Regions from separate parts of the Homo sapiens genome. Here region 2 is linked to region 1. A link is a loop called in an ENCODE intact Hi-C map of the cell type or tissue named here. Cell type or tissue: gastrocnemius medialis. All regions are shown on one strand. Each heading gives the region's core, and the rest is flanking DNA. Links, peaks and the distances in the headings are about the cores only. Region 1 overlaps MAP2K6 (mitogen-activated protein kinase kinase 6). Region 2 overlaps MAP2K6 (mitogen-activated protein kinase kinase 6).

Region 1 (8,340 bases), core at 268-8,267:
ATAACTTTGTTGGAGACTTTAAAATCATCTGACTTTGTATAGATATGAGTGGGTACTTCCTTCAGTCTTTAATTCTGCTTCCCAATAATGAAGACTTGTGAGAATTTCCATCAATAATATTTACTTAAAATCAATCCAATAAAAACCTACAACTTAAAGAAAATCTTATGAAATTACTGTATGCAGGAAATATTACAAATTACCTCCTCATATTTTTGATTAGCCATTAAAATCAGTTTGGGAATTAAAGAGCTTCTGTATAGCAAAAGAAACTAACACTAGAGTAAACAGACAACCTACAGAATGGGAGGAAATATTCTCAAACAATGCATCCAACAAAGGTTTAATATCTAAAATCTATAAGAAACTTAATTCAACAAGCAAAAAACAAATAACCTCATTAAAAAGTGGGCAAAAGACATGAACAGACACTTCTCAAAAGAAGACATACAAAAAAATGCTCCACATCACTAATCATCAGAGAAATGCAAATCAATACCACAATGAGACAGTGAGAATGGTTATTATTAAAAAGTCAAAAAATGAGATGCTGGTGAGGCTGTAGAGAAGAAGAAATGCTTATACATTATTAGTGGGAACGTAAATTAGTTCAGCCACTCTGGAGAGCAGTTTGAGAATGTCCCCAAGAACTTAAAACAGAGCTACCATTTGACCTAGCAATCCCATTGCTGGGTATATATCCAAAAGAAAAAAATTGTTCTACCAAAAAGACACATGCCCACATATGTTCCTTGCAGCACTATTCACAGTAGTAAAGACATGGACTCAACCTAAATGCCCATCAGTAATAGACTGGATAAAGAAAATGTGGTACATATACACCGTGAAATACTATTCAGCTATAAAAAAGAACAAAAGCATGTTCTTTGCAGGAACATGGAGGCAAGCAAGTCAGTGCAGGAACAGAAAAGCGAGTACTGCATGCTCTCACTTAGAAGTGGGAGCTAAACACTTATGTCCACTTCGGTACTCGTGGACATAAAGATGGCAACAATAGACCCTGGAGACTAGTAGAAGCTTGAAGGAGGGAGGGGAGAAAGGGTTGCATAACTAACTGTTGGATACTGTATTCACTACCTGGGTGATGAGATCAGTCCAAACCTCAGCATCATAAAATATACCCATGTAACAAACCTGCACATGTACCTCCTGAATCTAAAATAAAAACTGCAGTTATAGAAATAAAATAAGGCTGAGTGTGGTGGCTCATGCCTGTAATCCCAGCACTTTGGGAGGCTGAGGTGGGTGGATCACCTGAGGTCAGGAGTTCGAGACCAGCCTGACCAATATGGTGAAACCCCGTCTCTAGTAAAAATACAAAATTAGCCAGGTATGGTGGTGCATGCCTGTAATCCCAGCTACTCAGGAGGCTGAGGCAGGAGAATCACTTGAACCTGGGAGATGGAGGTTGCAGTGAGCTGAGATTGCGCCATTGCACTCCGGCCTGGGCAACAAGAGTGAAACTCTGTCTCAAAAAAAAAAAAAAAAAAAGGAAAAAAGGAAAAATAAAATAAGTTTGGGAACATTGCATAGGTTACAGTGTATATGAGACTACATGGAACATATTTACTCTAATACGTTTCACCCACATTTCTGTGATCACATAGGTGGAACATTGTTCTGGTACAATAGAGAATTTATATACTTTTTCTTGTGCTCAGTCTTCGCAATTAACTGATTTAGATATTTCAAGGTGACTGCCTGGAACAATTTCCAGACTTATTACCTAAGACTACAGAACTCCACTTCTTTTGACACCCTGAGTTATGGCATTGCCTGAAGCAATAGTTGTTAATTACGGTAATGATTATTTCTTCAGGAGTTAAAAAGTTAGAGTTTAAATCTTTCTATAGGACTGTGGAATTTTCACTTTAAGGGTTACGTGAGGATCTGAACTAGTTAATATTGAAATGAGTACACTTGCATGAACCAAACTACAGTACTTTGAAAATAAGTTGTTAGTTTTTGTAGATTAGCGTTCTCTTTTTAGAAAATCTCAGATTTAAATTTTTTGATTTTCTTGAAGCAATTTCTTTGTCTTTGCTTTTTAATTGGGCATCACGAACCCTTAGCCAGAAGTGTCACCAGTGGGAAATGCGCTAAGCCAGGAAAGTATGTAGCCGAACAAAAGGCAAAGGCTACTGTGTTCTTTTGCTAGGCTATGGTTTGCAAAACATGACTCTCACAAACGTCCAGCTTCTCTGGAAAGAAAGGTAACTAGACATTGCAGAAACAGCCATGGGGCAAAGGATTAAACTGAGGTTTTCCAGGTTGCAGGATTTGAGTTACAGGGTAAAGAATCTTGCCATATATTTTCTATTATTTTGGCCGCGGTTTCTTTACCCTCTTGTTTCTTGTTGGTAGGGAACATGAAGAGTTTCAGAATTCATGAGGAATTTCAGGCCTGGGGAAAGAGCTGCATTTCTTCCTTATGCTTTTTCCTCCAAGATGGCGTTGAGTTAGAAAGACCTGGAAGGGGGTCAGCCTCTCCTCCTTCCTTGCTCCACTGAAGAGCAGGAGGGGACTCCTCTGCTAATATCCATTCTTTATAGTTTGCAGTTAATTTCTCAACTTTGGTTGTTTTGCCTTCTTATATTGTCAAATGGAGACTCTGTAGATGTTTCTTGAGTCCAGGGATTAGCCAGTTCTTTGTTTCTGTCGCCACTAGCAATGCAGGATCACAAGATGCTTCTGAAGGCCAAATGCTACAGGAGTTAAGAAGGCAAGAGAGTGAAAGTGGGGTAGGGAAAGGAAGAGAAGAGCATGGGAAAAGCAAGAAATACATTTGTTAGAGAGTGTGGCAGTGTGGGTGTGGCAGGAAGGATGCTGCATTATTTCAATAAATGTTGGAAGAAAATTTGACAAAATTCATTGTCCATTTCTGATAACAGCATATTATTTAATAATTTTCTGTAGCTGCTGTAACAAATTACCACAAACTTGGTGGTTTAAAACCCCTGAATTTTTTTTTTTTAAGTTTTGTTTTACGTTCAGGGGTACATGTGCAGGTTTGTTATATAGGTAGACTTGTGTCATGGGGATTTGTTGTACAGATTATTTCATTACCCAAGTATTAAGCCTAGTACCCATTAGTTATTTTTCCTGATCCTCTCCCTCCCCCTCCTTCCACCCTCTGATAGGCCCCAGTGTGTGTTGTTCCCTCATGTGTCCGTGTGTTCTCATCATTTAGTTCTCATTTATATAAGTGAGAACATGAGATAATCTGGTTTTCTCTTTCTGTATTAGTTTGCTAAAGATAATATCCTCCAGCTCCACCCATATTCCTGCAAAGGATGTGATCTCGTTCTTTTTTTATGGCTGCATAGTACTTCGTGGTGTATATGTACCACATTGTCTTTTTTCCTTCCTTCCTTCCTTCCTTCCTTTCTTCCTTCCCTCCTTCCTTCTTTTTTTTGACGGAGTCTCACTCTATCGCCCAGGCTGGAGTGCAATGGCACCATCTTGGCTCACTGCAACCTCTGTCTCCAGGGTTCAAGCAATTCTCCTGCCTCAGCCTCCTGAGTAGCTGGGATTACAGGCACGTGCCACCACGCCCGGCTAATTTTTGTATTTTTAGTAGAGACGTGGTTTCACCATGTTGGCCAGGCTGGTCTTGAACTCCTGACCTCAACTATTCTGCCCGCCTTGGCTTCCCAAAGTGCTGGGATTACAGGTGTGAGCCACTGTGCCCGGCCCACATTTTCTTATCCAGTCTATCATTGATGGGCATTTGGATTGATTCCACGTCTCTGCTATTGTGAATAGTGCTGCAGTGAACATATATGTGTATGTGTCTTTATGGTAGAATGATTTCTATTCCTCTGGATATAGACCCAGTAATGGCATTGCTGGGTCAAATGGTAGTTCTGTTTTTAGCTCTTTGAGGAATAGCCACACTGCTTTCCACAATAGTTGAACTGAGTTACACTCCCACCAACAATGTATAAGCATTCCTTTTTCTCTGCAACCTCGCTGGCATCTGTTATTATTATTATTATTATTATTATTCACTTTTGAATAATAGACTTTCAGACTGGTCTGAGATGTTATTTCACCGTGGTTTTGATTTGATTCAGACTGGTCTGAGATGTTATTTCACCGTGGTTTTGATTTGATTCGGACTGGTCTGAGATGTTATTTCACTGTGGTTTTAATGATCAGTGATGAGCTTTTTTTCACATGCTTGTTAGCCACATGTATATCTTCTTTTGAAAAGTGTCTGTTTGTGTCCTTTGCCCACTTTTTAATGGGGCTGTTTGCTTTTTTCTTGTAAATGTGTTTAAGTTCCTTATAGATGCTGGATATGAGACCTCTGTCAGATGCATAGTTTGCAAAAATTTTTTCCCGTTCTGTAGGTTGTCTGTTTATTCATAATTTCTTTAGCTGTGCAGATGCTCTTTAGTTTAATTAGATCCTGTTTGTCAATTTTTGCTTTTATTGCAGTTGCTTTTGGCATCTTCATTATGAAATCTTTGCCCATTCCTATGGCTGAGTGGTAGTGCCTAGGTTGTCTTCCAGGGTTTTTATAGTTTTGGGTTTTACATTTAAATCTTTAATCCCTCTGGAGTTGGTTTTCGTATATGGTATAAGGAAGGGATCCAGTTTCAACCTTCTGCATATAGCTAGCTAGTTATTCCGGCACCTTTTATTGGATAGGGAGTCCTTTCCCCAGTGTTTGTTTTTGTCCACTTTGTCGAAGATCAGATGGTTGTAGGTGTGCAGCCTTATTTCTGGGCTCTGTATTCTGTCCCGTTAAAACACCAGAAATTTTTTCTCTGACATCTGGAGGCCAGAAGTCTACAGTGAAGGTATTGGCATGTCAGGCTCCCTCCAGAGGCTCTGGGAGAGGATCCATGCCTGTGGTGGCTGCTGGCCTTTGGCATTCCTTACATTGCAGCTGCATCACCAAAGTCTCTGACTCAGCCTTCGCCTCTCCTTCTCCTCTCTGGGTGTGTCTACTCTCCCTCTGCCCCTCTGTGTAAGGACACTTCTGATTGCATTTAAGTCCCACCTGGATAATTTAGGCTCATCTTCTCATCTCAAAAGCCTTAATTTAATCACATCTGCAAAAAATTATCATGATAACATTCATAGGTTGCATGGATTAGGATATGGGCATGAACTTGGGAACCATCCTCAGCCTAGCCCACTCAGTAAAATGAAAAGAGTGATATACCTCCTCAACATGAGAAAAATCATTCAGTTGGTCTATTCAGCTGAATCCAAAGCCAGCATCATTTTTTTTTAATTGTGAAAAGCAAGAAAGAATTCTCTTAAAGTGAGGATCAAATGAAGATGTCTACATGAATATTTCATATATGTTTTGGACATGTCAGCCAATGAACTTATACAAAAGAATAAGAGGCTTAAATATTAAAAAGTTGTGTACAATTCATTTGGAAACAAGTAGACAGATTAATAGGTGATATTGGAAGAACTATCTAGCCATTGGGGAAGCGGAAAGAATGTTTTTACCTTATGAAAATGCAGAGAACATAAAAGAATGTAAAAATTTAAAATTTTATATAACCAAAAAGGAAAAAAAACAGTGTATGTGTTTGTGTGTGTGTGTGTGTGTGTTGCAACACTAACTACAAAAGGGGCAATGCCTTCTTTTACAAAGAAAACAATAATAATAACCTGTTATAAAAACGAGCAGATGACTTGAACAGGGAGTTCACAGAAAAATGAATACAGATGACAGTGGATATATAAAAAATACTCAGCTGCAGCTGGGCGTGGTGTCTCACGCCTGTAATCCCAGCACTTTGGGAGGCTGAGGCAGGCAGATCACCTGAGGTCAGGAGTTTGAGATCAGCCTGGCCAGCATGGCGAAACCCCGTCTCTACTAAAAATACAAAAATAAGCTGGGCATGGTGGTGTACGTCTATAGTCCCAGCTACTTGGGAGGCTGAGAAAGGAGAATTTCTTGAACCCGGGAGACAGAGGTTGCAATGAGCTGAGATCGTGCCATTGCAGTCCAGCCTGGGGGACAGAGTGAAACTCCATCTCAAGAAAAAAGAAAAAAAAAAATATATGTATACTCAGCTTCATTAAATATTTTTAAAATGTGATTCAAAACAATGAGACACCCCTTGTACCCTTGTACCCATCAAATTGACAGAGATGAAAATGTTAATTTGCTGAGGGATTATTTATATTTATTCATTTTTCCTTTTTTCATTAAGAGTTTAAGTTAGCTTGCTAGGTTGCATAAAATTAAGCAATTTAGCATAAATTAAAAGTAAGTGAGGCCACCTGCAAAGTAGTCTTGCCAAACAATCTGATCAAGTTGAATCTGATCAATTTCTAACCAACAGAGGGATGTGTGAGTCAATAACAAGGGATAAGAGCAGCAGAATCCAGTGGAAAAAACTACAGGACACATGGCCTGCATTTCTTCAACAAAATAATTGCATGAAGTTGCAGGAGGAGAGGAAAGGGAGAGGCAAAAAGAAATGGAGGGAGGTCAGGTGCAGTGGCTCACGCCTGTAATCCCAGCATGTTGGGAGGCCAAGGCGGGCAGATCACCTGAGGCCGAGAGTTTGTGACCAGCCTGGCCAACACGGTAAAACCTCATCTCTACTAAAAATACAAAAATTAGCTGGGCATGGTGGCACATGCCTGTAATCTCAGCTACTTGGGAGGCTGGGGCATGAAAATCGCTTGTACCCAGGAGGCAGAGGTTGCTGTGAGCCAAGGTCGTGCCACTGCACTCCAGCCTGGGTGACAAAGTGAGACTCTGTCTTTAAAAAAAAAAAGAAAGGAAAAAACAAAATGAATGGAGAGCCCCTGGATTAAAAGGGAAATAAGACCCTGTACTGATAGCATTCTAGGGGAGGAGTTGCAGATGAAGAACGTTCCTTTGTTTCTTTATTACCCCCTTAGTCTTCAAGCAGCTGGTTGAATTAAAGTTACTATCTTGGAGTTTCCTTTGGTTAAAAGGGAGGTGATCAGAGTGCTATTAAAATTGTGGGCCGGGCGTGGTGGCTCATGCCTGTAATCCCAGCACTTTGGGAGGCTGGGGCGGGTGGATCACCTGAGGTCAGGAATTCGAGACCAGCCTGGCCAACATGGCGAAACCCTGTTTCTACTAAAAATACAAAATTAGCCGGGCATGGTGGCGCACTTCTGTAATCCCAGCTACTCGGGAGGCTGAGATAGGAGCATCGCTTGAACCTGGGAGGTGGAGGTTGCCGTGAGCCGAGATCGCGACATTGCACTCCAGCCTGGGCAACAAGAGCGAAACTCTGTCTAGAAAAAAAACCAAAAACCAAAAAACAAAACAAAACAAAAACCCAAAATTGTGGTCTTGGACCAGAGGAAAAAAAGAATCCATTACTTCCACATAAAAAAAAAAAAAAAAACAACAAATTCACCCCTCTTATTCGCTATGCCACTCTTTTAACTATTAAAACAGAATTTTCTGTGATTCTGTTACTATTTAAGAACATCTTTATATATTGGTAAATTTCGTTTTATTTTTTCTTTTATTTATTTTTTTTTTGAGCTGGAGTCTCGCTCTTGTCGCCCAAGCTGGAGTGCAGTGGCGAGACTTCGGCTCACTGCCTCCACCTTCCAGGTTCAAGTGATTCCCCTGCCTCAGCCTCCCAAGTAGCTGGGACTACAGGCGCCCACCAACACGCCCAGCTAATTGTTGTATTTTTAATAGAGACAGGGTTTCACCATGTTGGCCAGGGTGGTCTCAAACTCCAGACCTCAGGTGATCCACTCGCCTCAGCCTCCCAAAGTGCTGGAATTACAGGCTTGAGCTACTGCGCCTGGCTATTTTGGTAAATTTCAAACATATTCAAAAGTGGACTGTATTATAACTGCCAGGTATCTAGCACTCAGCTTTGACAATGACCAGCTCATGGCCAATCCTATTTTATCTGTATCTCTATCCCCCACTCTGCCTTTTTTTTTGAAGCAAATTCTAGAATAATATCATTTCACTCGTAAACATTTCAGTATTATCTCTAAAAAAAAAATACTTATTTTTTAAAACCTAACCAAAACCCAGTGTGTATTTTGAAAAGCTCGAGCACGCCACTAAATTTCTTTGCAACCCATTGCCATTTTTTATTTTAAAGTGATGTTTTTAACACCCTTATGACTACATTTCCTTGCGATCAATGCTAATGAGTGAAGCAGCCCATAAATGAGGAAGGAGATGAACCGAGACAGTAGGAGTTCCCTACTGCCTGCCTCCTGCCTTTTCCCTGGGCCTAGAACATAACTCAGGGCATTGGCTGTGATTTGCTTTTAGGTTCTTTTAAGAACATCTTAGTCAACACCAAATTGTTAACATGACATAAA
Region 2 (8,340 bases), core at 68-8,067, 65 kb before region 1:
CTCAGCCTCCCGAGTAGCTGGGATTACAGGTGTGCACCACCACGCCCAGCTAATTTTTTGTATTTTTAGTAGAGACGGGGTTTCACCATGTTGGCCAGGATGATCTCGATCTCTTGACCTTGTGATCCGTCCTCCTCGGCCTCCCAAAGTGCTGGGATTACAGGCGTGAGCCATCGTGCCCGGCCAAGCCTCAGCTGTTTTTAAGTATAGCCCGTGAGCGAAGATGGTTTTCCCATTTTTAAATGATTGAAAAAAAATCAAAATCAATGTTTCATGACACATGAAAATGATACGAAATTCAAATTCAGCATCGACAAACAAAGTTTTATTGGAACACAGCTATGGTCATTCATTTATATGTTTTCCATGGCTGCTCTTTGCTCGACAGCTGTCGAGTTGAGTAGTTGCGCCAGAGCCCCTATGTCCCACAAAGCCAAAAATATTTGCTATCTGGTCCCTTGCAGAAAATGTTTGTTGACCCTTTCCTTTATGACTTTATTCCATCGAATACTGGGGTCTCTTCATGACAGAGCTCCCAGAAACATTCCTCTCTGGCTTTAATTGGAAGTTGTTAACCTGGATAACTACTGCTCTGCTGCTCAGCCAGAGACCTCTTGGGCCCAGCCCACAGGAAACGTCTGAGTGGTGTCTCTCCTAGTTATAAGAATTGTAGGTCATTGCTCATTTCCTCTGAACTAAGTTACCCGTCTCCTTTTGCCCGTCCTGGGGTCTTTTCCCCTTAGTTGTGTTCTTCCTGTTTGCTTTATATTTCTTTCCTTTTTTTCTTCCCTTCGATGAGAAGCTGCTTATTAATTCTTCCCTGAGACTCTTCATCCTCCCCTTATTGATCCCACATTTCTTTAGAAAGTATTAGGTTGGTGCAAAAGTAATATTGTTTTTTATCATCACTTTTCATGGCAAAAACCACAATTACTTTTGCACCGACGTAAGAAATCAAAAATAACTCTCCTGCTACCACCATTGCCTGGCTTGTTGGTTATCATCATGACCCAGCTCAGAGGTTCCATCATTTCTTTTGTGTCAACGTGAAAGCCTCCCTGCATGGGACCAGAGAGGTTTCCAGTTATCATCTCCTGCAAAGTTTAGAGCTGTTTTCTTACATTAACCCCCTAACCCCGGGTGGGCAATTTTCTTTTGAGGACGAATATTCTTTGTGCTCACAGAGTCGCTTACATCGTGGATATTGGGTATATTTAGGAGAGAAGGTTTTGATAGAGGGTCTGAAAATGAAGGGAGGTGAAAGCTACATGTAGACAGAGGAGCTTTGGTAGAATGAGCCCAGATTTGTTCACCACATCCAGAATGATGTAAATTTAAGTCACGTACAAAGAAGTGCTAATTTCTACCATCCCAGATGGTATCACTGCTGTGATTCTTTCTGTGCTCCAGATACTGTGCTTAGTGATGAATGTGAATTCTATCATTTACTCTCACTATGGATCAGTGAGGTGATATCCCATTTTGTAGATCAGCAAACTGAGGCCGGAGAGGTTAAGAACTTGCCTCAGTTACCAAACCGATAGTGGCAGAGCAGAGGTTTTAGCCAAGGTCTGTCTGACCTCAGAATCTGAGCTCCTGGCGACTCCACTTGAGACGTCACTCCAAAATAAAGGTATGAAATCCATTACACCAAAGACATGGTCGAAGAATGAAAAACGAGTGTATTCTGTAGGAATTTGGATAGATTTGGGCATACCAGGGCCAAGTATGGTAATTAAGAAGGGCTGACCTGTGTCTAGCTATTTATAGGTTCTTTTTGACATGTCCCTTTATATGTCTTTTGATCACAGAGTACAGAGTCTGACTCATTTTGACTCTTAAGGTTGAGTTCCAAATAGAAACTGCCCATTGGTTGAAGGAGGCTGATTACAATTGGCCCACTGATAGTTACTGGTCTGGATATACAGGAATGTTATGTTAAAATGTAGGTAACAAATATTGCTTCCATTTGCTGTTCTGTAGGTTGTATCACACAGAAACTAAGCCGACTCAAACCTTGTGTGTTTCCTTACACATCTAAGTTAAATTGTATTAAAACTAACAAGAACGTGGCCAGTGTGGCAGCATACCTAAGTGTGGGGATTTTGCAGCCCCTTTTTGGCTTAGTGACTTTTTTTCTTCCTGGTTGTTTCTATGTAAATGTAACAATTTCCTTGAAATGATGAATGAACCCACATCTCCAGTGTTTTCCTCTTGTACTGGACAGAGTGGAGGAAACTGGAATTGCCTGTTTTTGTGGCAGAGGAGGTAGATGGGGATGGAAATGAATTTCCTTTTAAAGCAATGAATTCTTTTTTTTTTTGTTTTTTTCTGAGATGGCGTATAGCTCTGTCACCCAGGCTGGAGTACAGTGGTGCTATCTCAGCTCACTGCAACCTCCGCCTCCCGGGTTCAAGTGATTCTCCTGCCTCAGCCTCCCAAGTAGCTGGGATTACAGGCGCCCACCACCACACCCAGCTACTTTTTGTATTTTTAGTAGAGATGGGGCTTCACTGTGTTGGCCAGGCTGGTGTTGAACTCCTGACCTCATGATTCGCCCGCCTCGGCCTCCCAAAGTTCTGGGCTTACAAGCATGAGCCACCGCACCCGGCCTAAACCAATGAATTCTTTCTCGGCTTTCTCTCCAGCCAAAGCAGAACAGCTATACCTATGCCTCAGTTGTTTTTCATGATCCCATGTCGAAGCTGCGGAAATAGATGGTCTGGTTGTTGAGTGACAAGTTATTTATTCCCTTCCTTTATTCTCCCTCCTCCAATTTCAAATGGGATGAGAGGAGATAGCTGTAAGCGTAGGGCTAGAATCTGAAGAATCAGTGGGAACAGAATAGTTCAGAGTATGGAAATTAGTTTGAAGTAAATGTAGAGATAACCTTTTTGTGATATTTGTAAACCTTGCGAGGCAGTCTTCACAGTTTATTTACCCCTTCCTGTACCCGAAACACCTTTGCCATTTGAAAAAAAAAAATCACAAACTCTGCATATACCTAAAAAGAGGACTTGGATAAGGAGTTTGTTTAGATCAATTCAACAAAGGTTTTTGTTTGTTTGTTTGCTTTTTTCATTCAGGGTCTTCTATGTGGCCCAGTCTGGCCTCAACTCTTGGGCTCAAACATCCTCCTGTGTAGCTGGGATTACAGCCAGTGCCACTGTTCCCGGCTCAAATAATACATTTTTGATCTATTGTTATGTTTAAGACATCATGCTGGGTAGAAATAGGCAGAAATGCATTTGACTTTACTCTTCCAGTGATTAGCCATGTGGCCTTGGAAAATCTACTTAACCTCTAGCTTCGGTTTCTTCACCTTCTAAATAAAAAGACTGACACTCATTCACGAGGTCTTTATGAAGATTAAGCAAGGTCATATATGTAACATGCTTTGGCCAGTGCTTGGCATTCATTTATTCAACAAATATTTATGAGTGCACTTTATATTTGAGGTACTTTGCTATAGTACTCTCTCTATAAACATACATTTGCTTCACTCTTCCTTTCCTTCCAGCCCTTAAGGAGGTTATTGTCTAGGAGGAGGTAAGAAAAGCATAAAAATGTGTAGAATCTAAACTGGAATCCTAGATTAGCTTAAAAGAGGTACTATTGAGTGGGAAAGTCCTATGAATAAGAGAGAGATCAGGAAAGTGTTGACAGGTGTGGAGGTATCAATGTGATTTTTAGAATCAATGAGGAAATTAGATCCAACATAGGTACGGGAAGGACTCTTGACTTCTAGTATCCAGTGGCACAATAGAACAATAAAATAGAGCAATTCTTTAGAAGGATTTAAAAAAAAAAAAAGAAAAGAAAATGCCCCAGCAAAGTATCTGAAGCTTAAGAGACCTTACTTGTGTTTTCTAAGAACTTCCTTTTTCTTACCAAGATTAATACTGTAGCTATTGCTTGTGATTGCAATAGGTGAATAAATGGAATATATCATATCTCATACTTTTAGGTGTTTTTTGGATTGTGGAAACTCCAGGAAATCTAGAGGTTAATAGTTAAACAAGTATATCATATCAACCAGGTTTATAGACACACTGTAATTATATAAGCAAGCTGTTGGTTCAATAATCAACGTCTAGCTGGGTCAGGGAATATTTTCCAGAGCTTGGCCACGGCTGTAATTTTCATTTTTTATAACCTGCTAACATGCCAACCTGCCTTTTCCATTTCTTTTTGTTTTTCTCGAATCATCTGAAATCAGTGTAAGAGAAGGAAACCTGTTCAATGTACTTTTGAATTCTCATTTTATTTACCTCAAGTAAAATAGTGTTCTGGAAAGTTCTTCGTATTACCAAATTGACTTTCTCAAGCATGATACTGGATATTAGCAAGGGAGTTCATAATTTATTTTCTATTTTTAATTTCAGAAAAATACAGTTCTAAGAGATAAAAAGATAAACATATAAAAATAAAAAGGAAGATAAAAATACAGGATAAAAGATAAAATATTTAATACAATTAATAGATTAAATACATTTTTTCTTTTATTATTTTGGTTTCAAAAACAGAGTGACGTATAGCTCTGGGGCTCACAGTGGGCTGTTTCTCTGTGAACCTAGCATTTAATCACCTTCTTTCCCTCAATAACTCCATTTAAACAGAGTCAGTACAGTGTGAAGGAGGTGAATTGAGTCACCCCTCCTCAGATTCATGTAAGCCACAGGGCAGTTTTGGCCTCACTTTGCTGTGTGGTTAAAGATAACATATGACCCAGCCAGGTAGAAGACCTGTCAGCCATATCATCTCATTCAAGTGGCCTGCAAAGTCTTCTTGCTTGGGACTTTGTTCCTGAATGAGCCTCTATTTTTGTAAGGAAAGTAGAGGAAAACAATGCAGATTTAATTCTGAAATTGGTTTAAGAATGGGATTGAGAAATTTTGATATATTCAGTCTGGAATAATTGTTTTCCATCCCGAGTTTCATTCTTTCTTTTTGATGTAACCCTATCTAAGGACAGGATAGCTAGTCAGTGTTGAGCAAGACATGGCAGGTAGAGGACTAGCTGTCTCTGGATTGCATTTAACAAGCATTATAGAACAACCAAATAAATTATCTGTACCTCACTCTGTGCTAGACTGATACAAAAATGAACAGAATCCTCTTACTACCCTCAAGAAGCTCATATTCTAGTGGGATGTCTATGTTTGCTAGAGCTACTGTAACAAAGTACCACAAATTGGGTGGCTTAAACCACGGAAATTAATTGTCTCGCAGTTCTGGAGGCCAGAGGTCCAAGATCAAGTTGGCGGCAGGGCTGGCTCCTTCTGAAGGCCATAAGGAAAAATCTGTTTTGTGCTTCTTCCCTGGCTTCTGGTGTTTGCTGGCAATCTCTGCATTTCTTCCCCTGTATACTCATAGCCCAGACTTTGCCTTCATGTTCACATGGCATTCTGCCTGTCTGTGTCTGTATCCAAATTTCCCCTTTTTATAAGGAAGCCAGTCATATTAAAGTTAGGGCCCGCCCTACTCCAGTATGACATCATCTGTCATCAAGTAAGATCCCATTCAGAGATGCTGAGGGTTAGCTGAGGGTTAGGACTTCAGTATATTAATTTTAGGAGGACATAGTTCAACCCATAACATGGCAGGCAAACATGGTCAGCAAACTAATGATACTCTGTGTGAAATGCACGTAAGTTCTGGTATAAGATACGAGTAGGATACCAAAGAAGGTGGGTGCATAACTCAGCCTGGGAAGATCAGGAGTCTGTTGGTAGAGGAAGGACCTTAAGTTGGTATAGCAGAACTTGCAGTGTGGTTCTCAGGAGAATAAGGAAGTAAAACAAGAGACTTCCCATCTGGTCCTTGAACGGACAGACTACCTGCCCTTTCTTCTGTTTTTGTTTTTGTTTTTTTTTTTTTTAATTGTTAATGACAGACTGGATGGTTCTAAACTGGGGTGTGTTAAATTAGAGAACACACACACACACACACACACACACACGTTGTTGTATTGATTCCCAAAACTGAATTTGTGTTTAGTGGTAATGAGACCTACACAACACTCCCTGTGGTTGTCACAGGCAGCTTTGATGTACAGATACAGGGACAGGACTTGGTGGTTGGGAGAAAGGATCATCCTTCCCATTGTAACAAATGGTCCTAGTCCTACTGGGACAAAGTTTCAGAGGGAGAGAGTGGGCTGGGCTGGTGGCTCATGCCTGTAAACCCCAGTCAGGCTGGAGGCTGAGACAGAAGGATCACTTGAGGCTAGGAGTTTTGAGACCAGCCTGGGCAACATAGTGAGACTCTGTCTCTACAAAAAGTGAAAAAAAAAAAAAAAAATTAGCCGGGCATGGTGGTGCATGCCTATAGCCCTAGATGCTTGGGAGGCTAAGGTGGGAGGATCACTTGGGCCCAGGAGTTCAAGTTTGCAGTGATCATTCCACTGCACTCCAGCCTGGGCAACAGGGTAAGACCTTGCCTCTAAAAGGAGAGTGAGAGAGAGAGAGTAAGAACCAAGCCATGGCAAAGCTGATTTTTAGATAAGGCCTGTAAGTCTTAAAAAAAAAAGTATTCATGTGTTACCAAGCTCTTGCAATATTGATTATTAACAAAGGTCTTTTCAACTATGTGTATATTTCCTAGAGCTAATATGCAGCTTTATTTTCTTTATGTGATCTGGGTACCTTTAGTATAAAATTATGAGTAAAATATCAGAAGCTGTTTCAGTAAGAAAGGGCACTAAGGAAAGAAATTGTTAGGCATGTTGTGTGAGGTGGTTGGGGGTCAGGTCAGTGGAAAGGAACTTTTCCAGCTGAGAGCTGATGTCCATCATCCATCAGATTATCCTGCTGGGGTGTTGATGGCAGCAGGCTTCAAGTGTGGGGGCCAGGTGGGCAACCCAGAGAAAGTCACAGGAAGGTGAAGCTGGGGTGTGGGGCCTGGGCATCCCTTGGAGCTAGGTAGAGGGATAGTCGTGGGACAGGTGATCCGAATAACAAAAGAACAGGTGAGCAGCAGAGGCTCAGCAGAAAGTCAAGAATTAGATGAGTCAATGTGGAAGGGGAAGAAAGAAATAATAAAATAGGCCGGGCACAGTGGCTCATGCCTGTAATCCCAGCACTTTGGGAGGCTGAGGTGGGTGAGTCACTTGAGGTCAGGAGTTCGAGACCAGCCTGTCCACCATGGTGGAACCCCGTCTCTACTACAAACATATTAAAAAAGTAAATTAGCCAGGCGTGGTGGCACATGCCTGTAATCTCAGCTACTCGGGAGGCTGAGGCATGAGAATCGCTTGAACCTGGGAGGTGGAGGTTGCAGTGAGCCAAGATCGTGCCACTGCACTCCAGCCTGGGTGAAAGAGCAAGACTCTGTCAAAAAGAGAAAAAAAAAGAAAGAATAAAATAGAGAAGCCAATTGGAAACCAGGAATCAGAGATTGAAGAGATTCAAGAAACTATGCTGCAGAATCCAGGCAATCATGTGAGCTTTTATTCCATATTAGTTCTGCCTGAAAGAAATGATTATACATCTCTGATTCTTTCAGCTTCAGCAGCAATCTTTGTTCATCTAGCTATTATGTGAAGATGCACTCATAAGAAGCCTGAGTAGGTAGGGTGTAGAAGGACACACAGAAAAAGAGCAACAGAAACTAGTTTGGGGCTTGTTTCAAACAAGCCCGGACTTATCTTCCATGCTGAGTACCTGTACACAGCTCTCTAAGTGGGACCAATGGAGTCAGAGGAAAACAGGAAGCAGTGAATCAGCTGGACTGTCAAGCCACTTCGTTTAAGACAGAAACCAGCTACTGGTTTTCTCTGTCAGGTTAGAGGGAGCACGCAGTCTAATGTGAACAAGCAACCCTGAGCTCTGGACTTCTACATTCAAGGCAAAGCTGGATAGAAGAAACGCAAGTGCTAGAGGAAGGGTTATACTGCTACTCTATTCTAACAATGTATCAGGGGGATGTAGAGCGACTCACTCAGTCTTTGGGAAAGCATTTGGCCCGTATCAAGAACCTGGACAATTTTCGTACCCTTTGATCCAGCATTTTTATTTATGAGAATCTAGTCTATAAAAGTGATTATTGAGTGCTTACTGTGTGCGAGTCTTTGTGATAAGCACTTTGCTAATTAGGTCTAATCCTTCTCAAAACCTGGGCAGTAGGCAATATTTATCTTCTTTTTACAAAGGAGGAAGTTGCAACTTTGGTGCATAACTTGTCTCAGATTATACCGTTAATGGGTGCAGAGCTGGGATTTGAATCTAGTTTATTTAAACACTAAAGTTCATGCTTCTTTTCTATACCACTGCTGTGTCCAAACAGTGAAAAATAGAAACACCCTTATTGTATAATATACAATTATACTATATTGTATAT

What was found. A loop is a pair of places that touch in the nucleus more often than their neighbours do. Peaks named below come from ENCODE experiments on the same cell type or tissue, not always from the same donor. Only the 100,000 strongest peaks of a DNase experiment are listed, where the experiment ranks them.
Region 2: it touches region 1 in a loop (2.5-fold over the local background); 19 of 110 quality-filtered maps call a loop at or near these places.

What each region holds. Positions count from the first base shown.
Region 1 is chr17:69,487,728-69,496,067 of GRCh38, forward strand. All of the region lies in intron 1 of MAP2K6 (mitogen-activated protein kinase kinase 6), which reads left to right. Among named protein-coding and RNA genes, the nearest start is that of MAP2K6-AS1, 6.4 kb to the left of the region's middle. In gastrocnemius medialis, for the core only: no CTCF peak of the experiment used is centred there; a DNase peak (open chromatin) is centred at 4,934; H3K27ac peaks cover 2,926 bases.
Region 2 is chr17:69,422,998-69,431,337 of GRCh38, forward strand. The region is part of intron 1 of MAP2K6 (mitogen-activated protein kinase kinase 6); the gene reads left to right. Among named protein-coding and RNA genes, the nearest start is that of MAP2K6, 12 kb to the left of the region's middle. RefSeq lists a silencer at 3,011-3,305 and enhancers at 6,606-7,422, 7,513-7,692. In gastrocnemius medialis, for the core only: no CTCF peak of the experiment used is centred there; DNase peaks (open chromatin) are centred at 4,694 and 5,464; H3K4me3 peaks cover 720 bases; H3K27ac peaks cover 7,478 bases.